Linked DNA regions of Homo sapiens: region 2 is linked to region 1. Evidence: chromatin loops called from intact Hi-C (ENCODE). Cell type or tissue: GM12878. All regions are shown on one strand. Links, peaks and the distances in the headings refer to the core of each region. The heading gives the core; the rest is flanking DNA.

Region 1 (12,562 bases), core at 3,716-6,215:
AAAAAAAATGCCAAGGTAAGCTGATAATGTTTTTAAAAAGTAGACAATAAAATAATGTATGTAACTTAAAATTTGCCATGATAATTTATTCTTAAAATGGAAAATCAGTAAAATACTCAGACTTCTAGCATAATATCTCTTTTTTTTTATTTATTATTATTTAAGTTTTAAGGACATGGATGAAATTGGAAATCATCATTCTCAGTAAACTATCGCAAGAACAAAAAACCAAACACCGCATATTCTCACTCATAGGTGGGAATTGAACAATGAGAACACATGGACACAGGAAGGGGAACATCACACTCTGGGGACTGTTGTGGGGTGGGGGGAGGGGGGAGGGATAGCATTGGGAGATATACCTAATGCTAGATGACGAGTTAGTGGGTGCAGCGCACCAGCATGGCACATGAATACATTTTTAAAAGTGTGTTACTACTGTCATTTCAACTGACTAGAAATACCACCAGCACGTGATTGCCACCTCAAAGGACTGAGAATGTAATAGTAGTCTATGAAGAGCAGTGTGTGTGATGGACAATGATGGGGTAGCTCCAGTGACTGATGGCTTCAGGTGCCACTGACGGGTAATTGTTGATGTATTCAACTGATTTTCCGTGAGCACCCACTTTGTGCCAGACAGTAAGGACTCGGAGATAAAAAGCAGCCCTCTGCTGGATACGTTTACAGGCTAGTGGAGGTGACAGGCACCGTCAGAGAAGATTGTAACAAGATATGTATGGCATAGTAAGAGAGAAGAGATCATCTAATTCTGCCACTGAGTATTTAAGGGCAGGTTTCACAGAAGAGTTTACATCTGAATTGAATCTTAAAGGATGACAGGGAGTTCACTGGATAGACAAAGTAGAGGAGGACGTAAGAGGCAAAGGACACATCATGTGTAAAGGCATGAAAGCTGAGCCAGCCTATTATCTTGGAAAAACTACATGTACTGTAGTTACTACAACTGTCACAAAGGCTATTAGTGGAGCAGCAGAGGAAGGTTAAATAACAGAGGGAAGTTGGATCATGAAGAACCTTATCCATACTACAAGGTGATTTTATCCAGTAGGCATTGAAAAATGTAATCGAACCTGTGTTTTAATGGAATATTGACTAGGATGAGGGGAAAAGACAGAGGATAACAAAACACTTAGTAGACAAAAGCAACATTTGTTTCTATCTCCTACTACTTCAGTCATAATTATAATAATAATAGCCCACATTATTGATACTGACATGTAGATAGGTGAATCCAATATAAAATGATAGGAGGTATGAAAGAAGTTGGTGAGTTTGGAATATTATTTGACTGGCTATAATATAGAGTAATGGGGTGGGAGCCAGAGGGAAATCGAAAAGGTGACCTGGAAAACATTGTTCAGGGCCTTGAATGCTATGTTGAGGTATTTTGACTTTATAAAATAGTGGGGGACAAACTACAAGTATTTTATACATTGAGGTATAGTTTATGAAGTTTTTTTATATGTATAGCTTATGTAAATCTCAAAGGAATGCTGAGAAGTAGGCGTTATTATCCCATTGTACAGGTGAGAAAGCTGAGTTTGTGGAATATGCATACATTCTACATTATTGAGCACCTGCTATTTGCCAAGCACTATGCTGAGCTATGAGACTAGAAGGAAGTTGTAGTTTAATACTCTAATAGAGGAAACAGGAATAAATCAGCAATTGTAAGTAGTTGCTATAATAAAGGCAAACAATGTTACGGGAGTGAAAGGGGGACTTGTCTATATTTGCATAGTCAGGGAAGGCTTCCTGGAGGAGGTGAGCTTAAACTGAGTTTGGAGAAACAAATAGATTACAGTAATTGCCCAGAGATATTTAACTAGGAAGCAGTTTACCTGAAACTTGAACCCAAATCTCCTGTGTCTAGCTCTTTCCCCTACTCCAAGGACCAATCTTTGGTCCTTGATTTTAAGCTCTATCAGCAACTCAGTCACAAGTGGACTTGTTATGTTTGGAGAAGGTCAGAGATTCCAATTTTTTATTTTTAAATTCATTCATTTTCTCCTTTTAAAATCTCTGTGTGTGCTCAAAGAGTAGATTGGAAGCAGAGGAACTGGAAGAAGAACAGAATGTTCTGATAGTTCAGGCAATAAGTGATGAAGGCCATAACTAAGGCAGAGGTCATGGGCATAGTGTGAATCTCCACTCTGTTCACTCTCCTCACACATATACTTTTACATGTAATGTTAAAGTGTAGCAGTTATGGGATCGGGCTCTGAATATATGTGGCAATGAGAGAGAAGGAGGAGTCTACAGGGACTAAGTTTCTTTTTGGGGTGACCAAGTAAATGACTGTTGCTGTTCACCAAGATGAACATGATCCGAGGGGTCAGTTTGGCAGGAAAGCTGGGGAATTCTGCTTCGGACATTTTGAATCTGAGCAACAGGTGGGAGATGTTCAGGGGACAGTTGAATAGAGATAACTGAAAGAAGAGGGTTTGGGGCTAGGTTCATAGACTTCAGAGTAGTCAGCATATAGAAGGTGATTGAGGAGGCAGATGGGAAGTAGGAGACAGGGTAAGATTAAAGACTGAAGTCCCAATAAACAGTGAGGGAGTTGGTTAGGCTTGGCAAAAGTGTCAAGTGTTACCAGCTTAGTGGAATTAACCCTGTTCAAGTGACAATATGTAAGGGGTCCTTCTTATCTGCTTTCCTCCATTTGGGGGCACAATTTAGTTGCAATACCGTAACATCCACTAAATACAAATATTGCTCTATGGTAGCTTGGTTGGTTTTCTCCTTTAATTTTTTGAACTTGAGGTTCTATAAAAGTGAACACAGTTTGCTTCACCTGACTTCCCGGACACCATTTCTCCTTCTCATCTCCTTGACTCATCCGTTCTCAATTCTATGACCTCTCAACTTTGAAGGAGCCCATTCTCTAACCTCTTGTCTTCTCTATCTATATTCACTCCACAGGTAGTGTTATCCACTTGCAAAGCGGTAAATACTCTTCGATTCTGACAACTCTCAAGGTTTTCTCTTCAGCTTCTCCTGACCTCCAAACTCGTGTATCTAACTACCTTGACCTCTACTCCTGGTCTTGCCTTCCAAACCTTCTCTCCCACGGTCTCTCCTGTCTCAGTAAATGACACATCCTTGCTTCTAGGTTCTCAGGCCATGAACCTGGGAGTCACCTTAACTCCTGTGTTTGTCTCTTATAGCTCTCATGATATCCATGAGCTTACCTTTGAAATACAAGGTGGCTACCCAGTCTAGATAATAAATGATTTATTGATGCTACATTCTAATACAAGATACAATAACATTATCTATGTTTCTAGACTTTATGATCACCCTGTATATTCAAAATCCAACCACTTCCCACCACTCACATCATCCTGTTTTAAGCCACAACCATCTCTGGTCTGGACTATGAAAGTAGCCTCTTTTTTTTTTTTTTTTTTTTTGAGATGGAGTTTTGCTCTTATTGCCCAGGCTGGAGTGCAATGGCGCAATCTCGGCTCACTGCAACCTCCGCCTCCCGGGTTCAAGCGATTCTTCTGCCTCAGCCTCCCTAGTAGCTGGGATTACAGGCATGCGCCACCATGCCTGGCTAATTTTGTATTTTTAGTAGAAATTGGGTTTCTCCATGTTGATCAGGATGGTCTCAAACTCCCGACCTCAGGTGATCCATCCGCCTCAGTCTCCCAAAGTGCTGGGATTACAGGCATGAGCCAACCATGCCTGGCCAACAGTAGGCTCCTAACTGGTCTCTCTTCTTCTGTTCTTGCTCCCTTGCTATCTAATTTCAGCACAACAGCCAGAGCTACCCTTTTAAAACTTAAAACCCAAGTCAGATCATACTACTCCCCAGTTCAAAATCTTCCATTGGCTTCCATCTCACTCAGAGTAAAATCCAAAGGCCTCGCCATGGCAACAAGGCCCTACATGTTCTGCTCTCTCTCTGATCTCCATCCCAACTCCTCTCCACCTCACTCACAGTGTTAAACATGTCTCCACCTGAAGTCTTTGCACTTGCTAGTCCCTATACCTGCAAAAGCTATTTCCCCAGATGTCCATCCAGGAAGTACTGGCTTCTTCACTTTGTTCTAGACTTTGCTCAAATGTCCTTTGATTTCCCAACGTAAAATCGCAACCCCCATCTCAGCCACACTCCCTGTGGCTCTTGCATCATTTTATTTTTCTCCCTAACAGTAGGACCATCTGATGTACCTTCTGTTTCTCCCTTTACCAGAATGTAAGATCCAGGAGGGCAGAGATTATGTTTTGTTCACTGATAGTTTTCCAGCACCTAGAACAGGACTAACACAGAGTAGGTGTTCAAACTTTATTTATTGAATAAATGAAACGAGAATGTCTGAATGCACACTATTAAATAAGAAGTACATATTTTACCATAAAGTTAAATTGAGCATAATTATGGCAAGAAGTTCAGATATTGGCCAGGCGCAGTGGCTCATGCCTGTAATCCCAGCACTTTGGGGGGCCAAGGTGGGCAGATCACCTGAGGTCAGGAGTTCGAGACCAGCCTGACCAACATGGCGAAACCTCAGCTGTCCTAAAAATATACAAATTAGCTGGGTGTGGTGGCAGGTGCCTGCAATCCCAGCTACTCGGGAGGCTGAGGCAGGAGAATCATTTGAACTTAGGAGGTGGAGGTTGCAGTGAGCCAAGATTGCGTCACTGTACTCTAGCCTGGGCAACCGAGCGAGACTCAGTCTCCAAAAAACAAAATAAAACAAAAAACAAAACAAAACAGAAGTTCAGATATAAACAAATGACCCCTCAAAAGGAATTGATTAAAAAAATTTTAAACAAAGTATGGTTTAAAAAAGAAACTTCTCCACTGTGGCTAAGTCCATATTTCACATGTTACTGTATCCTCCTCATCTTGCTGCTATTTTTCTGAGTATCTCATGATAGTGAGTACTGAAATGCTGGCATTCTCACATTAGGGTCTTTATTCTTAGGATCTGCCTTTGCACTCGTTCAGTTACAGAGCTGTTATGAAATAAACCACTCAAGTGGCCTTGCTTCCCTCCCACTATGCTCTACATAACATGTCTGTCAATCAGTACTTACTACCAAAATAACTTGCCTTTGAGATTTTTCTGTTCTGCAATCTGTCCCATGCTTGTAAGGGGAAGGATTATATTCTGCTCCCTGGGGAGTAGTGCCTGGTGCAAAATTAGCTTCCTCATTAGGGTACAAGCTGAAAACACCATGATACTTTCCATGTAACACCATTCAACATTTTCCCTTCGCTCCCACTCCCCAACCATAGAATTTTAGGGACTCCTTTAACCATTTCAAAACCATCGACTTGGGAGCTATCAAAGAATAAGGACTGTAGCCAGAGGATTTCAGCATTTAAAAACTTGGCAATAGAGCTGTTCAGTGTAATGATCCAAGAAGGTCCTTAGAAGGCTGAATAATTCTGAGGTCAAGGTTGAGACGTTATTATTTTTAAAGTAGCAAGATGTTGTTATTTTTAAATTTTATCTTTATAATGTGGAAATAGCAGAGATCCTTTTCAGATATAACCAGGATTTAAGAAAATTTGACAAAGTTGCATTAATAAAAAGAAAGCCTGTTATTAAGGAGCTACAGGGCCGGGTGCGGTGGCTCATGCCTGTAATCCCAGCACTTTGGGAGGTTGAGGCGGGCGGATCATCTGAGTTCAGGAGTTCAAGACCAGCCTGGCCGACATGGTGAAACCCCATCTCTACTAAAAATACAAAAAAAATTAGCCAGGCATGGTGGCAGGTACCTGTAATCCCAGCTACTTGGGAGGCTGAAGCAAGAGAATCACTTGTACTCGGGAGACGGAGGTTGCAGTGAGCCAAGATCATGCCATTGCACTCCAGCCTGGGCAAGAAGAGTGAAACTCCGTCTCAAAAAAAAAAAGGAGTTATGGATAGAAAATTACTTCCTTTAACTCATTCGACAAATATTTACTGAGCATTTTCTGTCACCTTGACACTTTGCTGATTCTTCTTTTCTATTTCAATAAAAATGTTGGGCAATTATAACCAAGGAAAAGGTTTTAAGAAAGTAAATTTTAAGCAAGGTTTAGATATAAAGAAGCAAAGAGATGGAAAAGGATGCCGTTTCACATTGCAGAAAAAGTTTAAATTTTAGAACCCCAAATTGAATCTCTCCTTGACACTCTCCTCTTGGTATTCCAGGGATTAATGCTAGGAACATCCCAGTGAGCCAACATTTCCCTCCTCATCTTGGATCCAGTCCCCAAACTCTGAATGGTGCCACTTAGCAAGTAGCAATGTCTCTAATTTTCTGTAAAAGATGCAACGTTGGCAATCCATTTTCTAGCAAGAGCAAAGAGAAAGGAAGAGGCCTTCACAAGTTGCAGTTGATATAGGGGGAAGGGTGAGTGGTACATTTAAAGGTAAGAACTAAGGAAGTTGAAGGTAACAAAACTCAAGGTCAATGGAAAGTCTTAAATCCCAGAAAGCCTTCAGTCTAAGACTCAACAGAAATTGAAGTCCCAGAAATTGAAGGAACTGGTTCCACCTCATGCTGGACTGTGGCAAACCTGGGGTGAGAATGCATCCCAGCTCAGAATGTTTCTTCTTTTTTTGTCAAGAGTAATATTAGAGGCTGAGTGTATGAACAAAGCATCTTTCCTGGGATTTTAACATTGTGAGTGATCGAGGGTGCTCTTAAATAAGTTCCCCCAAGAAGCCCTAATGTTCCTCTGGATGCATGATTATACTAAGAGAATAAGAGTTTTCCTTAAGATCAGCTTGCTGATGGACCATATCAAGAACTATAAATTTTCTTATGTGAACACAAGTGTTCAGGGGGGATATTGTTAAAACTGAAACCAAGCATAAAGAAGCAAAAGTGTTTCAGTGAACCTCCTGCATTTTAGTTCAACTCTGGCAGCAAGAAAACAAAACCACATAATCTAAGGCTCACGCCCAACTCTCCGAAGCCCCATATGTGCTAGTTCCTGTGTGGTTTGCCTACAGACTGCAGGGCTGACTAGGGTTAGTTTGGAGGAGGGAGTAAGAGGTGGGGAGGAGGAGGCACAGTTAATGGATCTGTAAACTTGCACCCTCTTTCAGAGTGGTACATGGAAGACAGCACAAAGTGGATCCATACTCTGAAATGCAGTAACTCTGATGCTTGAATTTGTCTCCCTTCTTGCCAGAAAGGATTCTAATAACTCGGTGTCAAAGCCAAGACATAAACTCAACCCCTTCTCTTCCAAAAGGTATGTCATTATACAACATCTGTACATATACTCTAGAAACTTTGAACAGTTTTATAATTTGCAGAATGTTCTGTATGAGTTAATTAAAATGAATCTCACTAGTTCTCTAAATATTGCTTTTAAGTCCCATCAGCTAAGGTCTCTAAACCTTTTGCTGTGACAATGTTTGTGGTGATGGGATTTGACTTCTATCAAATGAACTGGGAGAACACTTGTTCCTTACCCAGTCCATAACACAAAAATCTCCACAAACTGGCTTCAGAAGCATCTCAGGGAAAGATTTTCGACCTTGGGATCATGGAGGTAAAATTCCACTTCACCATGGTCAGAATTTAATCCAAATTGGAAGGGATTGGAGGGGGTGGTAGAGGGCTGAGCAGTGATGAATGAACACTAGCACTCTGAGGTCAGGATTTCTCTCTTTGCTTGAATTTCTAGTTCTGTTCGCATTTTTGTTACCTGTACAAAGGACACCAGTTTTCATTCCTTTACGAAAAGAAAACTTTATGTTGAAGTGTATTTTGGAAGGGTATTGTCTCTCTTCGTACTAGCCGTTAGGCTCCATCCCTATGACTGTCTCTGGTTTAGGCGTCCAGTCTGAAGATAGCTGCTTTGTGTTCTTTGTCCCAACTCTTCCTGAACGTGAGGATTGAACATACCAACCAAAGGTTTCACTAATTTAAAATGTACTGTATTGCCCTGACAGGTATACTGTCAAAAAAAATTTACCGTATTTATCTACCTGGAATTAGGCCTTCTTAATAAAGTGTATGCAGCATAATTTGCACACTATTGAACATACACATCCCTAGATAAACTAGGAGTGGGAAGTGTTTTAGATCTAAACATCCAATGGGAAAAATTTCGTGTGTTCTCGTTATGTTATCTGAGGATGGGAAACTTCAGGTCGCAGAATCTTTTGTTCTATGCAGCAATGTTTGTCATAAACGGTTTAGTTCTTTAGTGGCTCCTTTTTGTTTCTTATTTTTGGTTTCGGAAAGAGTATTTAGCAGAAGTTACTCTCCTTTAACAATCCAGTATTTTATGTAAAACTTTATAGAATAATTTTATAGTGATTCTCTTTACAAAACCATCTGCTATTAAATAAGGAACACTGTGTAAATAGAGGACCACCTAAGTATATTTAATTTTCAAATACGAAAAAAATCTGACTCATACCCTTTTTTGTTTTTTTGTAAAAGAGAGGTGGCCCTATATTATTGAATAAAACTGCTTTTTTAGATTGAACTTGGAGTGTCTCCCATGTGGTAAACTGAAATCTTATTCTCCCCAAATTGTAATAGATTTTATCTTTTTAAAAATGACTTTACTGAAGCAGAGGAGAAGGAGATGATCAATCTATTCAATATGAAGAAATATCTCTGTTGCTAATACAATATCCTTTTGAATATCTCCCACATCTTAGGCCCTGGTGAAAATCCCTTTCAATTGTTCTGTCTACCTCGTAGGGATGTTGTAAGAATAAATGAGTTAACATAGATATGAAGTGCCTTAGGAAAAAGGCTCTATAAAAATGCAAGGCGATATCATGATTAGTTGTTTCTTTGACTCTTGATCATTTTCTTCCCACTTCTTATACAAAATGTCTCTCACTTATTTCCTGAAGCCATCTCTTTTAGAACTATTGCTTCCTAGAAGAGCTGAAAATGATCCTAGTTCCAACATATTTATTGATTCCCAGATAATAACACCCACTGGTGTTGATGACTGACAGGGTTCATGCCTAAGCTTGAGTAGAACTTGCCCTTTTTTCCTGGGTCAAGAAAAGTCTGCAATTGTTCGAAAATGTGTCAGTAAGTGTGATTCCATCACGATTTCTTAAATAAGTAACAGTTGCTGCTGGATAATCCTGGGGGCAGATGATTCATTTTTGTGCCCCTATCAAACAAACTCAAAACTTGTTAAAGAATCTTTATAAGTTGTTTGAATCAAACAATAGGGTCGCTAGGTCCCCATTTTGTCCATTTGAGGTATTTGCCCAGCATACCTTGGTCTGTAAAGAAATAGCACAGCCTTGGCTGGGCGCGGTGGCTCATGCTTATAATCCTAGCACTTTGGGAGGCCGAGGTGGGCAGATCTCCAAAAATAAATAATAATAATGATAATAACACAGCCTCATGAGTCTTTTTTTTTTTTTTTTTTTTGAGACAGGGTCTCACTCTGTCACTCAGGCTGGAGTACAGTGGCACAATCACAGCTCACTGCAGCCTCAACTACCCTGGGTTTAGTGATCCTCCCACCTCAGCCTCTCAAGTAGCTGAGACTACAGGTACACACCACCACACCTGGCTAATATTGTATTTTTAGTAGAGACAGGGTTTTGCCATGTTTCCCAGGCTGGTCTTGAACTCCTGAACTCAAGCGATTCGCCTGCCTCAGCCTCCCAAAGTGTTGGGATTACAGGTGTGAACCACTACACCTGGCCTGCCCTTTCTTTTCTCTTAAAAATTCTTAAGAAAGCATGGTCCTGTTTAACAAATAAGCATTTTACAAACATTTATCGATCAATTACTATATGCCAGGCCTGGCACTAGGCACCAAGTCCTCTTCAACAGTGTTAACATTAAGTTTCAATAAACTTGAGTCAGTAGGAATTCAGTAAATAATTTTTAAAGATTGTTTTCTTTTTAAATATGTATTTATAAACAAAAATTTTAGAGAATTAAAAGAAACTATCACGAAGTGCATGATGATAAAAGTCTTATATACTCTCCAAAGAAAATGTTAAGACATACCTTAAGGAGATAGTGAAGAACAGCCGGGCACAGTGGCTCACACCTGTAATCCCAGCACTTGGGCGGCCAAAGCAGGCAGATCATCTGAGGTCAGGAGTTGGAGACAAGCCTGGCCAACATGTTGAAACCCTGTCTCTACCAAAATACAAAAATTAGCCGGGCATGATGGCAGGCGCCTGTAATCCCAGCTACTTGGGAGACTGAGGCACGAGAATTGCTTGAACCCGGGAGGCAGATGTTTCAGCGAGCTGAGATCGTGCCACTGCACTCCAGCCTGGTCGACAGAGCAAGATCCTGTCTCAAAAAGAGGAAAAAAGAAAAGAAAAGAAAAGATAGTGAGAAAATAACTGAACATAAAACATAAAGAAAAGTTGAAATATTAGTACTCACTACCTAGGTTCAACAATTGCTAACTCTTTGCCGTATTTGCTCCATCTATACCTATTTCTTTCTGAATTACTTGTAAGTTGCAGATAAAATAATACTTCACTCCTAAATAATTCAGTACTCATCTAAGAATAAAGGCATTCCTCTATCTAACCACAATTCCATCATTAGGCCTAAGAGGATAAACAGTAAGTCCTTAATATCATCTGATAGCTAGTGCAGATTTAACCTTCCCCATTTGTCCCCCAAATGTCTTCTATACCATTTTTTAAAAAAAGAATCTAATTTTTAAAAATAAGAACATATTTTGCAGTTGGGTCTCATGCTTCTTTCTTCAACATTGGATGTTTTTAAAGATTACGCCAGTTCTCTTGTACCAGGTCCCACTTTCTGAATTCGTTGTTGCCTCATGGTTAATTTGTTCCTCTACCCACTTTATTTCTCATAAGCTCCAAGTTAGGACTAAAAGCATGATTTGATTTTGATTGAACGTTTTTTGCAAGGTGCCACTGGGTGCTCCATATTGCATCTTATCAGGAGGTACAGAATGCCAGGTTGTTCCACTGTGCATGATGCCAAGTTTGATCAGGGCTTGAGGTAGTGATCTTGCTCAGAGGATCTCTTGTTGTACAGGCACTTTTTCACCCTTTGCAATTAGCGAGTACTCTCAGGGGGTATCTCAAAGTGTATCTCATAAACACTTTGGCATGGTGGCAATATCCTATTTCCCAACAAACTCTCACCCGGTGACTTTAGGTAATAATCTTTGCCTAAATTGATTATTTCATTGGAGTTCATATATATTTTTAATACGCTTTGAAGATGGACTCGACATGCAAATTCATCATTATCAGCAGCAATAGTGGCTGGAAATATTTATTGAGTGCATAAGTTCAGGTAATAATAATAATAGTAGGTAATGTTTATTGAGTGCTTGCTGTGGAGCCAAGACAGCCTCGGTGTGAGCCCAGTCTTTCACTTACTAAGCGAATGAACTGGGACGAGTTATTCTTTTTGTGCTTCAGTTTCTTAAGCTATAAAATGGGATTACTAATGGTGCCTATCTCGTGGGATTGTTCTGAAGAGTAAACGATTTATACATTTAAGGTTCCTAAAACAGTGCCTGTTATTATTGTTATTTGCCAAGCATTGTTCTAATACTTTGTAGGTACTAACTCGTCTACTTCTTCTAATGGTGCAATGAAGAAAGTGCTAATAATACCCTTTTTTCACAATGAGGAAACTGAGGTACGGAGAGGTCTAGTACGTTGCACAAGGTCACTTAACTAGTACCTGGTGGAGCCAGGATTTGAACCCAGGCTGTCTGGTTCCTGAGCACTCTCTCTGATGATGGGCACATGCAGTGAGGAGTGATACAAGTGGAGCTGAGTGGAAGTAGCCCTCACACACACTCAGACTTGAAGTTATTGAAAATCCGGGAGGTTGCCACCCAAACACATTTAAGGTTTAATTCATCTGAATAAGAACAGCATTCCACTAAGCCCAGATAAGTACTCTTATTACATTTACATAGCTTAAGGCTCTGTACAAGAAACCTTGAACATAAAATACTTGGAACAGAAAAGAGTAGGAGAACTATGAAGTAATGGGGGGAAAAAATCCCTGAAAGGAACAATACAAGCGGGGAGTTATGAGACCTGGGACCTCAGAGCCTCGGGGTGGAAGATGATATTTTGATATAATCAGGAGGGAGAAATTTCCTCTCATTTTTCACATTTCTGTACTATATAAGATTTTACCATAAAACGCAAGAGTATAAGCCATTGTCAGATTTATAAAAGGCCATGGTGGATTTCCTTAAGAGACGATGGATGACTGTTGTTAGTAGGTAAATTCCCTGGTTGGTTATCTCATACACTCAGATATTCCATAAGTCAGCCTGTGGCTTCTGAAACTGTATTGAGAAAAAGCTGTATAAACTAGGTGTTGGTCCATGCTCCTTCATTAGCATTACAAAAGGGTTCGACTGCTGAGTTGAATCTTATCCACTCCTTCAGTGGCCATTACAGAAAGCTCTCAAGTGTAATTTTCTAAAGAGAACTAAAAATAAATAAGAAAAAAAAAATCCAGCATTAATAATGGTTCTTTTTGCATTTCCAACACAGTCATTGCCAAATTGGTTCTGCCTTTTTATGTTTTTTAATGAAAAGCAGCCTAATTGATC
Region 2 (12,562 bases), core at 6,568-9,067, 73 kb before region 1:
AACTTCTGTCTGGTCCTTTCTTTCACAAAATACTCATCCTTGAAACACAGCCACGATGCTGTCAGGAAACCCAAACTAGCCTACATGGAAAGACCACATGAAGAGGCTCATATGGAGAGGAACTGAGGCCTCCAGCCGATAGCCAGCATCAACTGCTAGACACGTGAGTCAGCAAGCCTTCAGATGATTCCTGCCCCAGCCTTTGTGTTCCCTGGCTAAGGCTAGATATGCATCATGGAACAGAGACAAGCCATCGCCACTGTGCTCTATCCTAATTCCTGACCCAGAGAATCCTTGAGCAGAAAAAATGATTATGCCACGAAGTTTCAGGGCAATGTGTTACACAGTCAAAGTAACTGGAACAAAGACATTCTAAAGAGAAGAAAGTACACAAGCAATGGAATGTCACAGGGCATTGTGAGTACTGGCAGTTTTAGGTGATGAAGCCCATAGTCTGGCTGGGACCAGACTATGAAAAGTACTTGTCTGGTACTATTTTAAAAATTAGACTTATCCTATTGCCAGTGGAGAACTGTTGAAAGCTTTTAAGCTGGGAAGTGAAATGCTAAGATCTGCATTTTAGCAAGATATCTCTGAGACTACTGTAAAGGAAAGATTGCAGAAATGAATGACTTAAAAATAGAAAAAGCCCCTCTGATTAAGATGGGTCCAAGCCAAGTAAAATGGTGGGATCCCCCCTCCGGCTACATTTTTTACTTTTTTCCTCCTTAGGATTGCTTCTTATGCTCATTTATACTCAATTTCACTTGTATTAAAATGTTAGGAGGGAAAACTTTTCTCCACACAAAAACCTGCCACAGATGTTTAAAGCAGCTTATTCATAACTGCCAAAACTGCAACCAAGATATCCTTCAGTAGGTGAATGGATAAATAAACTGTGGTACATTCTATTCAGCATTACAGTAGGCGAATGGATAAATAAACTGTGGTACATTCTATTCAGCACTAAAAAGAAAAGAGCTATCGGCTAGGCATGGTGGCTCATGCCTGTGATCCCCGCACTTTGGGAGGCTGAGGTGGGTGGATCACAAGGTCAGGAGATCAAGACCATCCTGGCTAACACGGTGAAACCCCGACTCTACTAAAAATACAAAAATTAGCCAGGCATGGTGGCGGGTGCCTGTAGTCCCAGCTACTTGGGAGACTGAGGCAGGAGAATCGCTTGAACCCGGGAGGTGGAAGGTGCGGTGAGCCGAGATCGCGCCACTGTACTCCAACCTGGGTGACAGAGCGAGACTCTGTCTCAAAACAAAAACAAAAACAAAAAAAGAAAAGAAACAAAGAAAAAAAAAAGACAGAAAAGAGCTATCAAGCCGTGAAAAGATATGGAGGAACCCAGAGTGTTAATTACCAAGTAAAAAAAAAAAATCTAAAAATCATACATACCATCTGATTCCAACTATATGATGTTCTGGAAAAGGAAAAACTATGGAGACAGTAAAAAGATCACTGGTTGTTAGGGGTTAGTGGGAGGGAGGGATGAATAGAGCACAGAGGATTTTTAGGGTAGTGAAACTACTATGTCTGATACTATAATGGTGGATACACATCATTATACATTTGTCCAAACCCACAGAATATATAACACCAAAAGGGAAGCCCAATATAAACCATGGACTTCAGATGATTATATGGCAATGGAAGTTCATTGATTGTAACAAATGTACCACTCTGGTGTGGAACAGGGGTACGTGGGAACTCTTTACTTTCTGCTCAAATTTGCTGTGAACCTAAAACTGCTCTAAAACAAAGTCTATTTTTAAAATTTTAGGAGAAAAAACTGTCAGGGGGTGCAGAATACAAAACATTTTCCTTAATGCTCTTCTTTCAAGCTTCTGGATCTAAATCTGTTTAAGAATACAAAGCAAGCTTTCTAAAAATTATAACCACTTATAACTAATTATCCATGTGACTAATGCCATCCTTATACAAACATCACTATAACCCCCAATTTCTTGTTTTTGTGTTTATTAAAATATCCTCATCATTCTCACAACTGGCTTTGTAAGAAAACTCTATAAATATGAACTTGAACAAGAAAATAAACCCATACTAATAAACTATAGCACTTATACACTGGATATTATAGATCTATATAAGGAGAAAATGTGAGATGCATGGTCCAAGAAGAGTGGGAAGATATAACTCAAAACATAAAAAGCCACCTCTGTGGTAAGGGAAAAGATGCCTGTATGAATATAAAAGCAAAGATTTATAAGGTGATGAAAGATACTAATGAGAACGTTTCGTTCTCATGGTGGCAGAAGATCTTCCATTCTACTTTCTGAGAAAATCAAGAGGAAGAATGCATTGAAAATTGAGAGTTCATGGAGAATAGAGACAGGATGCAGTGACTCAACAGTGAGTCAGTCAGATCCTCAAGGATCCAGAGTAGTCGCAGAGCCCAGTTGGAACTCAATCGTGTAATTTATTGGAGGCTAGTTTTGTATAATTTTATACTGTGCCTTTCTCTAATGTTAATTACTCAAGAGATGATTAACCAATTTGTGGCTACTGTGCATCTTAGCTCTTCACATTTTCACTTGATGCCTGCTTTTGAAAGAGTTCATAATTTAAATTCTTTATGAAAAAAAACAGGAACTAAAATTAATTTTCTGCTATTAAAACTACTTGTAAAAGAGTTAAAGCTTGTAGTCAATTTTTGAAACAAACAATGAAAAAGGAAAAAGTAAAACAGGAAGAGAGAAAACACTGAAACAAATGGTAAAACAAGATTATAGGACCATGTTGTGGGTTGAATTTATCCATGCTAGTTCTGTCCCTCATTAACAAAGTTAAATAGAAGCCAACGGTTGCTGTACTTCACAAAATAAAATCTGATAAGTAAACTTCCTATTCCTTAACCAATTTACCTGCACCCGAAAGATTACAAACTTCTTCTGCTTCTGACAAGCAAGTGATTGGAGAGACAATGGAAGGAGGTGTTGCTAGTAAAGGCAGCTCTGGATCATCATCCAAAAATGTCATCAGGTCCTGACAGAAAACACAAGAACATGAGAATTGAAGAAAAAAATTAATATCCCTGGATGGACAATTTATTGAGCTACAAAGTATCTAAATGTGCTAACATCATCATAAACACATTCTAATTTAATTAACTCAAACATACATCTATCACTTGGCTGTCTACTGGGTGTAGGGAGGTTTTGTGCCCTCGGGAATCCCCAGACCTTGCTGAAGACACCGTCGGTAGATAGCAAGGATTTTGCTTAGGGCACTACCTTTACCTACCACCCTTCAGCATCCTTACAGCATACTATCTCAGAGGCCAATTATCTTGTCTCACTGGCAATCATAAAGTCACCTGTATATATCTTTTATTCATATTTAAAACTTTTAACTTTTTATCACCAAGTAAAAAGTAGACACAAAAGATAATCAATCCAATCATGCAGGTTAAACAATAATCAACTGATGGCTAATCTTGTTTCATTTATATCCCTACCATGCCTCATTTGTGATCTGTGACAACCTGTTTCACTTTGAAGCAAATCCTAGAATAATCCCTTATTTCATTATGTATCTCTGCCTTAGTCCATTCCGGTCACTATAACAAAATACCATCAACTGAGTGGCTTATAAACAACAGAAATTTATTCCTTACAGTTTGGGAGGTTAGCAAGTCAAGGTGCTGGCAGATCTGATGTCTGGCAAGGCCCCACCTCCTAGACAGTCATTTCTTCACTATAACCTCTCATGGCAGAAGGTGACCAAGGAGTTCTCTTGGCTTCTTTTATAAGGGCACTAATCATATTCATGAGGGCTATGCCCTTATGACCTAGTCACCTCCCGAAGATCCCGCCTCCTAATACCATCACTTTGGGTGTTAGGATTTCAACTAAGAATTTGGGAGGAAAACAAGTATTCAGACGACAGCAATCTCTAACTGATAATAACTGCATCAAACTGATAAACTTCATAGCTCCTAATGTCATCAATTACCATAAACTGTTCATATTTCCAACTTCTCCTAAATGTCATAAACAGGTTTTTCTACAGCTTGTTTGAAAAGGATCCAAATCAAGTCTATAGAGTGGGTTTAGCTGGTATGTCTTTTTTTTTTTCTGTGAACTAGGGATAATTTTTCTCCATTGTAATTAACATACAGTAAAATACACAGACCTTACATGTAGAGCTCGATAACTTTTATCATATGAGTATTCAATTATATAGTAACCACATTTCCTGCACCCAGAAAGTTTCCTCAAGCTCCTTTCCAGCTGATACCATCCCACCAGCCTGCATCATGACCACTATTCTATCATATCACCATTATTGAATTTTGTCTGTTCTTGAGTTTCATATGAATGTAATCATACACTATGTATACTTTTGTGTCTGGTTCCTATTGCTCAACATAATGTACATGAGATTCATCCATGTTTTACTGTGTAGTTCCTCCCTCCTTTCCTACCTATAAGAAAGGAGGGAGAGATTGCACAAAAAACAGATGTGAATGTATCACAATTGTTTATCCATTCTCCTGCATACGGATTATTTCCAAAGTTCATCTATTATGAATAAAGCTACTATGAACATTCTTGTATAAATCTTTTTGTGGACAAATGCATTCATTATTCCTGGATACTACATAGTAGTAGTATAGCATTTCTAGCTTATAGGACAGGTCTATTTTCAACTTCATTAGAAACTGCCAAACCATTTTCCAAAGTGATTTGCCCCTTTTAAAAACTCAACTTTGAGCTCATTTTAGATCCACATGTAAGAAATAATAGAGCCTATGTAACCTTTACTGTGTTTCCTCCAAAGGTAACATCTTGCAAAATTATAGTACAATATCATACTCAGGATATTGACATTGAAATAGTCAAGATACAGAACATTTCTATCACAATCACAAGAATCCTTTCTGATGCCCTTTCATAGACATACACTCCCTCAACAGAACTAATCTGTTCCTAATCTCTCCTTCATTTCTATAGTTGTGACATTTGAAGAATGCTATATAAATGGAATCATACAGTATGTAACCTTTTGGGACTGGCTTTTTTAGCCTTGCATAATTCCTAGAGATTCATCCAAATTATTTCATTTCAAGTTTCTTCCTTTTCATTGCGAGTAGTACCCTTGATATAGATGTAACATAGTTTAACCTGTTAAAGGACCTCTGGATTGTTTCTAGATTTTGGCTATTACAAATAAAGCTGCTGTGAACATTTGTGTACAGGTTTTTGTATGATATACATTTTCTTTTTCTTTTTGAGACAGAGTCTCAGTCTGTCGCCCAGGCTGGAGTGCAGTGGCGCCATCTTGGCTCACAGCAGCCTCAACTTCCCAGGCTCAAGTGATCCTCCCACTTCAGCCTCCCAAGTAGCTGGGACTACAGGTACGCATCACCATGCCCGACTAAATTTTTTTTAATTTTTTTTTTTTAGAAATGATGTTTAGCCATGTTGCCCAGGCTGGTCTCAAACTGCTGAGCTCAAACGATCCACCCAAACTTGGCATTCCAAAGTGCTAGGATTACAGGCATGTGCCACTGTACCAGCCTAGATGTTCATATCTCTGGTATAAATTCCTAGGAGAGCAATTGCTGTTCATATAGTAGCCACGTTTAGATTTATTAAAAACTACCAAACTGTTTTCCAGAGTAGCTGTACCATTTTGCATTCCTACCAGTAATATATTCGTGTTTTAATTTCTCCATATTCTCACTAGCATTTAGTGTTGTCACTATTTTTTAATTTTAGCCATTTTAATATTCATTGCATGTTTAAGTTACATTTTCCTGAAGGCTAATAACGTTGAACAACTTTTCGTGCGCTTACTTACCATCTGTATTTGTTAAAATGACTGTTCATAACATGTGCCCATTTTCTAATTGGACTGTTTGGTTTTAAACTGGTGAGTTTTAACAGTTCTTTAAATGCTCCAGATATTAGTCCTTTGCCAGATACGGGGTTTACAAATATTTTTTCCCAGTCTGTAAATTATCTTTCCATCCTCTTAACAGGGTCTTTTGCAGAGCAAACATTTTCAGTTTTGATGAGGTTTAATGTATCATATTTTTCCTTTTAGGGATCATGCTTTTGTCCAGTTCTTTTTTTTTTTTTTTTTTTTTTTTTTGAGACAGAGTCTCGCCTTGTCACCCAGGCTGGAGTGCAACGGCACGATCTCGGCTCACTGCAACCTCCGCCTCCAGGGTTCAAACGATTTTCCTGCCTCAGCCTCCCAAGTAGCTGGGATTACAGGCGCATGCCACCACGACCAGGTAATTTTTTGTATCTTTAGTAGAGACGGGGTTTTACCGTGTTGGCCAGGCTGGTCTCAAACTCCTGACCTAGTGATCCGCCCGTCTCAGCCTCCCAAAGTGCGGGGATTACAGGGGTGAGCCACCGCACCCGGCCCCAGTTCTAAATCTCAAAGATTTTTCTCCTGTATTTTCTAAAAGTTTTATAGTTTACATTTAAGTCTGTGATTAACTTGGAGTGAATTTCTATACAAGGTTTAGGTTGAGATTCATGGTTGTCTGAATGTCCAATGCTGTAGCACTATTTTTTGAAAAGGCTAATCCTCCTACATTGAATTTCCTTTGCACCTTTGTCAAAAATCAGTTGGCCATGTTTGTGTGTGTCTATTTCTGGGTTCTCTATTCTGTTCCACCGATCCAAGTGTTTGTCTCTCCACCAATACCGCACTCTCTTGATTACTGTAGCTATACACAGGCATTAATATCAGGCAGAAGGATTACTCCCATTTTGTTCTTCCTTTTCAAAATTGTTTTAGCTATTCTAGGGCCTGTGCCTTTCCATATCAATTTTAGAACAAGGTTATTATCTACCCCTATAGAAAACCTTTCTGGGATTTTAATAGGAATTACATTAAACCTATAGAATAATTAGGGTCATCTGTACTATGACCTTTACTATGTTGAGTCTTCCAATCCATGTAACATGATAGGTCTCTATTTGGGTCCTCTTTAATTTCCTTCATCAGTATTTTATAATTCTCAACATATGGACTCTGTACATGTTTTGTTAAATTTATACCTAAGTATTTCAATTTGGATTTATACATAAGTATTTTAATTTATACTTCAGTATTTTAATGCCTAAGTATTTAAATTTATACCTAAGTATTTCAAATGGTATTGTCTTAATTTAAGTTTCCACATGTTCATTGTTAGTATGTAGACATTCAGTTGATTTCTGTATGCTTTTATATATTGCTGGATTCAACTGGCTAATATTTTGTTGAGAATTTTTGCATCTAGTTTCATGAGAGATATTAGTCTGTAGTTTTCTTTTTCTGTACCTTCTTTGTTTAAACTTGGGATCAGGGTAATACTTGCCTCATAAAATGAATTGGGAAGTCTTCCCTCCTGTTCCATTTTCTGGAAGACATTGTGTAAAACTGCTGTTAATTCTTCTTTATTTTTTTATTTTTTGAGACAGGGTCTCACTCTGTCACCCAGGCTGGAGTACAGTGGTGCAATCAAGACTCTCATTTTTAAAATGATTGTAGAACTATTGAGTTTGGGTAGTTTACATTTTCTGAGAAAGTATTCTATTTCTTTTGATTTGTCAAAGTTATAAAGTTTTTGTGGTTTTTTTTTTTGTTTTCTTTTTGAGAGAGTCTCACTCTGCCTGCCTATTTTGATTATCTATTTGGTTTGTTTGGTTTATATCAGACATAGTAGTTTCACTACCCTAAAAATCCTCTGTGCTTTATTCATTCCTCCCTCCCACTAACCAAACAAACCAAATAGATGTTCTTGGTTTTGTTTTTGAGACAGAGTCTCACTCACTCTGTAGCCCAGGCTGGAGTGCAGTGGCATGACTTGGGCCCACTGCAAGCTCTGCCTCCCAGGTTCGAGTGATTCTCATGCCTCAGCCTCTTGAGTAGCTGGGACTATAGGCGCACACCACCACGCCTGGCTAATTTTTGTATTTTGCATTTTTTATAGACACATGGTTTCACCATGTTGGCCAGGCTGGTCTCAAACTCCTGGCCTCAAGTGATCCGCCTGCCTCGGCCTCCCAAAGTGCTGGGATTATGAGCATGCCTGGCCCGTAAGTATAAAGTTGTTGATAGTAATCCCTTACTATCCTTTTAGAGCTGAAGCAATTGTAGTGGTTATCTCTTGTCTCATCCTGATACTGGTGATTTGTGTCTTCTCTCTTTGTCTTTGCCAGTCTTGTTAGAGGTTTATCAACTTTTATTGTTTTTTAAATTTTTTAATTATTTTTACTTATTTATCTTTTTTTTCAAAGAACTGGCTTTTTGTATCATTCCTTTTTCTCTGTTGTTTTCCTGTTTTCAATTTCATTAATTTGTTCTTTATGATTTCCTTTCTTCTATTCCTTGTGCATTTATTTCACTTTTCTGAGTTTCCTGAGGAAAGAACTTAGATTATTGATTTCAAACCTTTCCTCTTTTCTACTGTAAGCGTTTAAAAAAATGTTTACATTATAAATGTAAGTGCTGAAAAGTTCCCGCTCACCACCGCTTTAGCTGTATTTCACATATTGCTAATATTGAGTGAACCTTAATGTAAACTGGACTTTGGGTGATTACAATATGTTAATGTAGATTGATTGATTGTAAAAATTTGACACTCTGATGTAGGATGTTGGTAGGGGTGGGAAGGGTATACTTGTAGGAGGGGTAGAGGACATAAGGAGAAATCTCCGTAGCTTCCACTCAATTTTGCTGTGAACCTAAGATGGCTCTAAAAAATAGTCTGTTAAAAAAAAAAAAAAAGATCAGAGTGACTTTTTTTAAATTTTGAGGGAGAGTCGTGCTCTGTTGCCCAGACTGGAATGCAGTGGTATAATCTTGGCTCAAGCTGTCCTGCCACTTCAGCCTCCCTGGCGGCTGGGACTATAAGCGCATGCCACCATGCCCAACTAATTTTTTTTTTTTTTTTTTTGAGACAGAGTCTCTCTCTGTCACCCAGGCTGGAGTGCAGTGGCGCGATCTCGGCTCACTGCAAGCTCTGGCTCCCAGGTTCACGCCATTCTCCTGCCTCAGCCTCCCAAGTAGCTGGGACTACAGGCGCCTGCCACCACGCCTGGCTAATTTTTTGTATTTTTAATAGAGACGGGGTTTCACCGTATTAGCCAGGATGGTCTCGATCTTCTGACCTCGTGATCCACCCGCCTCAGCCTCTCAAAGAGCTGGGATTACAGGCATGAACCAGTATGGTCAGCCCAGGGTAACATTTTGTAAAGATTTTTTAAACATTTAATAAAGATTTTATAAACATTTTATAAAGATTTCTATAAAGCAAAAAAAGTCATAAATAAAAATTTTAAATCAAATGGAAAATAGATAAAGAACCAGGAAGTGGGCTAATTCTCTAATACACAAATTGCTCTTAGGAATTGCTAAGACAAAGATGAGAAACCAAAAAGGAAAATAAGCAAAGGACATGAATAGAGTTAACAGTAAAAAGAAACAAACATGCCCAATAAACACATAAAAAGTTACAGTAAAAAATTAAAATAAAAATTTTCTTCCTCTCAGATTGACAAAAATGAAAACTTTTGATAACAGTATTTGCAAAGATGAGGGGAATCAAGATGATAGACTATATAAACTGTATACCAGTACTGTGTACCAATAAACTGGTACAACTTTTAGGAGGATAATTTGGCAGCATTTTTCAAAATTAAAAATAAGCATAACCTTTTGGCAATTCCCCTTCTGAGACAGCATAATAAAAATATATGTACAAGGATTATTATTGCAACTTTGCTTTAACAGGCAAAAACATGAAAGAGCCAAGTGATTACCAATAGGAAATGGCTAAGATTATATATATATATGTATGTGTATACGTATATAGATAAAGAATACAGCACAGCAATATGTACTGATATAGAAAAATGTCTATAAGATGTAGTTTACTAAAAAAGCATATCTTGAAATATACATTGAATGATTACATTTATTATACAGAAAGATGTCCATGATATATTGTTCAGTTCAAAGTGTGTTGCAGAGCAATACATATTGAATGAGACCAGTCAGGTAAAAGAAATGTGTAGACACAAAAATTTCCCCCCAAAATCACTGGAAACTGCTGGAGTTGCCTCTGGGGAAAGGAACTTGAGAAGCATGGAGGAGTAAGGAGCCACCCTGCTCTGTACTCTTTACCCTGTGATGTTGTCTGAACACTTTTCAATAAGTGCTTTCTAATTTAAAAAGAAGTAACAAGAGTACAAGCATGAAAATAAAAAAAACCTTTTAAGCATAAAACAATGATGTAGCAAAAAGATACAAGAAAAATGAATTAACATAATTAGAATAAGTAGAATTTCCATTTCTCTAACAACTTTGGTGAGATCAAATTTTAGGAAATATAATAAATGGCATCCCAATAAACCAAAAGATAAAAATGTATACTCTTCATTTAGCAAAATAACAAATGAAGGCAGTAGGAAACAAATATTTATCGTGTATCACTATCAATTTAGTAAATCACAACTAGACTGAAGGTTTCGGTCAGCTTTAATTTTGTGTGAACCAATTCATAGTATCTCTATCTGTTTCTATGGAAACAACTGAGACCAAAAACATCACAACCTCATTGTTGAATCTCCTCAAACAGGAAAAGAGTAAGGTCTTTTGAGGTGATGAAAAGCTGCAAATAGCCTTATTCATTAGCAAATCTAATAATAAAAATCCTGGGCAGTATATATAGAGAAAACAGATCATGTCAGTCATAAATTTAAAGTCTTTCCTTAGTTTCAAAAGTAACATTTAGGCAAGCCCTGTTCTGCTTTTAAAAGCTCTATTCTGTTATGAATTTTGTTTACTGCATTTAAGATAATTTTTCTTTCATTTATAAAATGAGAATAGTTAAAGAGGTTTCTACTTACATTTTTAAGAGATATTTTAAGCGCCCCTCATTCTGCCTAAGCAATCATTTATTTCTCATTCTGTAGATGTAGTACATTTGACAACAACAATTAGATTTACTGTTCAACTTACTAGGTTTTGTCTTCTGCTACAAGAGCAGACTACTGAAGAGGACATATTGGAATGTAACAAATGCTCCTAATAGTAATAAGAAAAGATGCTTGTCAAGAGGATAATGGGATATTGTTATAATACAGTGATGCTTTGAAAAAGGAAAATCCAACTTCTAAACTTCTTTTGAGAGAAATGCAACATTTTTTCTCACTGAAATAAGATGTAATGTAGATCAATAACACTGAGTTTCTCTGAAGTAAGAAAAAAACAATAGTAATCAGGATTTAAAGACAGATACAAAAAAAAAAAAAATAGGTGACTATTTCTTTCATTCCAAAGCACATAGGATTATTCAAGTCTATTTTCTACCTCAAAAGCCATCAGCAGAAAATAGGCTGATCTCAAATTTTAAAATCATTTTGGCTGGGCACGGTAGCTCACGCCTGTTATCTCAGCACTTTGGTAGGCCAAGGCGGGTGGATTGCCTGAGGTCAGGGGTTCAAGATCAGCCTGGCCAAGATCAGCCTGGTGAAACCCTGTCTCTACTAAAAATACAAAAATTAGCCGGGCATGGTGGCAGGCGCCTATAGTACCAGCTACTTGGAGGGCTGAGGCAGGACAATCACTTGAACATGGGAGGCAGAGGCTGAAGTGAGCCGAGATCATGCCAGTGCACTTCAGCCTGGGTGGCATAGAGAGACTCTGTCTCAATAAATAAATAAATAAATAAATAAATAAATAAATAAAATAATTTTTGACTTAATGTCTTATCTTTAAATTTTATTTATTTATTTATTTTACAGATGGGGGTCTCACTACGTTGCCTAGGTTGGAATGCAGTGGCTATTCACAGGTGTAATCATAGCATACTATCTACAGTTACAAACTCCTTGGGCTCAAGTGATCCTCCTGCCTTAGGCTCCCAAGTAGCTGGAACTACAGACACACATCACTATGCCCTGTTGTCTTATCTTTTAAAACAATCTATGTGTGTACACACAAACACACACCTGAGATGGAGTCTCACTCTGTCACCCAGGCTGGAGTGCAGTGGTGTAATCTTAGCTCACTGCAACCTCTGCCTCCCAGGTTCAAACAATTCTCCTGCCTCAGCCTCCCAAGTAGCTGGGATTACAGGTACACACCACCACGCCCGGTAATTTTCGTATTTTTAGTAGAGATGGGGTTTCACCATGTTGGCCAGGCTGGTCTTGAACTCCTGACCTCAAGTGATCCGTCCACCTCGGCCTCCCAAAATGCTGGAATTACAGGTGCGAGCCACTGTGCCCGGCCCCTAAAATAATCTGTCTTTTCAGTCAGTGAGCTATTACGAAATTAAAGAACAGCGAAATTTTAATTTTATGTACCTTTCTAAGCTGTTAGAAAAACAATTGAATCCGATACCTAATTGGGTTGGGGAAAGGCATCAGGAACAGAAAGTAAAAAATAATAATAATAATTCCAACCTTCCTTATAGGAATTCCAGCAGGGAACACTAAGAAAAGCACTCTGAGCACAAGACTAAACAAGCATCTTTCACAGGAAAAAAAGAGAAGCTAACGTTCATTTACTGTCTATT

The links. A loop is a pair of places that touch in the nucleus more often than their neighbours do. Peaks named below come from ENCODE experiments on the same cell type or tissue, not always from the same donor. Only the 100,000 strongest peaks of a DNase experiment are listed, where the experiment ranks them.
Region 2: a loop joins it to region 1, with 3 times the contacts of the local background. A loop is called at or near these places in 2 of 110 quality-filtered maps.

Annotation. Positions count from the first base shown.
Region 1 is chr22:39,894,097-39,906,658 of GRCh38, forward strand. GRAP2 (GRB2 related adaptor protein 2) reads left to right here and starts at 6,988. Exons shown (of 8, transcript NM_004810.4): 1 at 6,988-7,234. In GM12878, for the core only: no CTCF peak of the experiment used is centred there; a DNase peak (open chromatin) is centred at 5,135; H3K4me3 peaks cover 994 bases; H3K27ac peaks cover 1,668 bases.
Region 2 is chr22:39,818,099-39,830,660 of GRCh38, forward strand. It overlaps ENTHD1 (ENTH domain containing 1), which reads right to left. Exons shown (of 7, transcript NM_152512.4): 5 at 2,895-3,015. Among named protein-coding and RNA genes, the nearest start is that of ENTHD1, 69 kb to the right of the region's middle. In GM12878, for the core only: no CTCF peak of the experiment used is centred there; a DNase peak (open chromatin) is centred at 7,773; H3K27ac peaks cover 842 bases.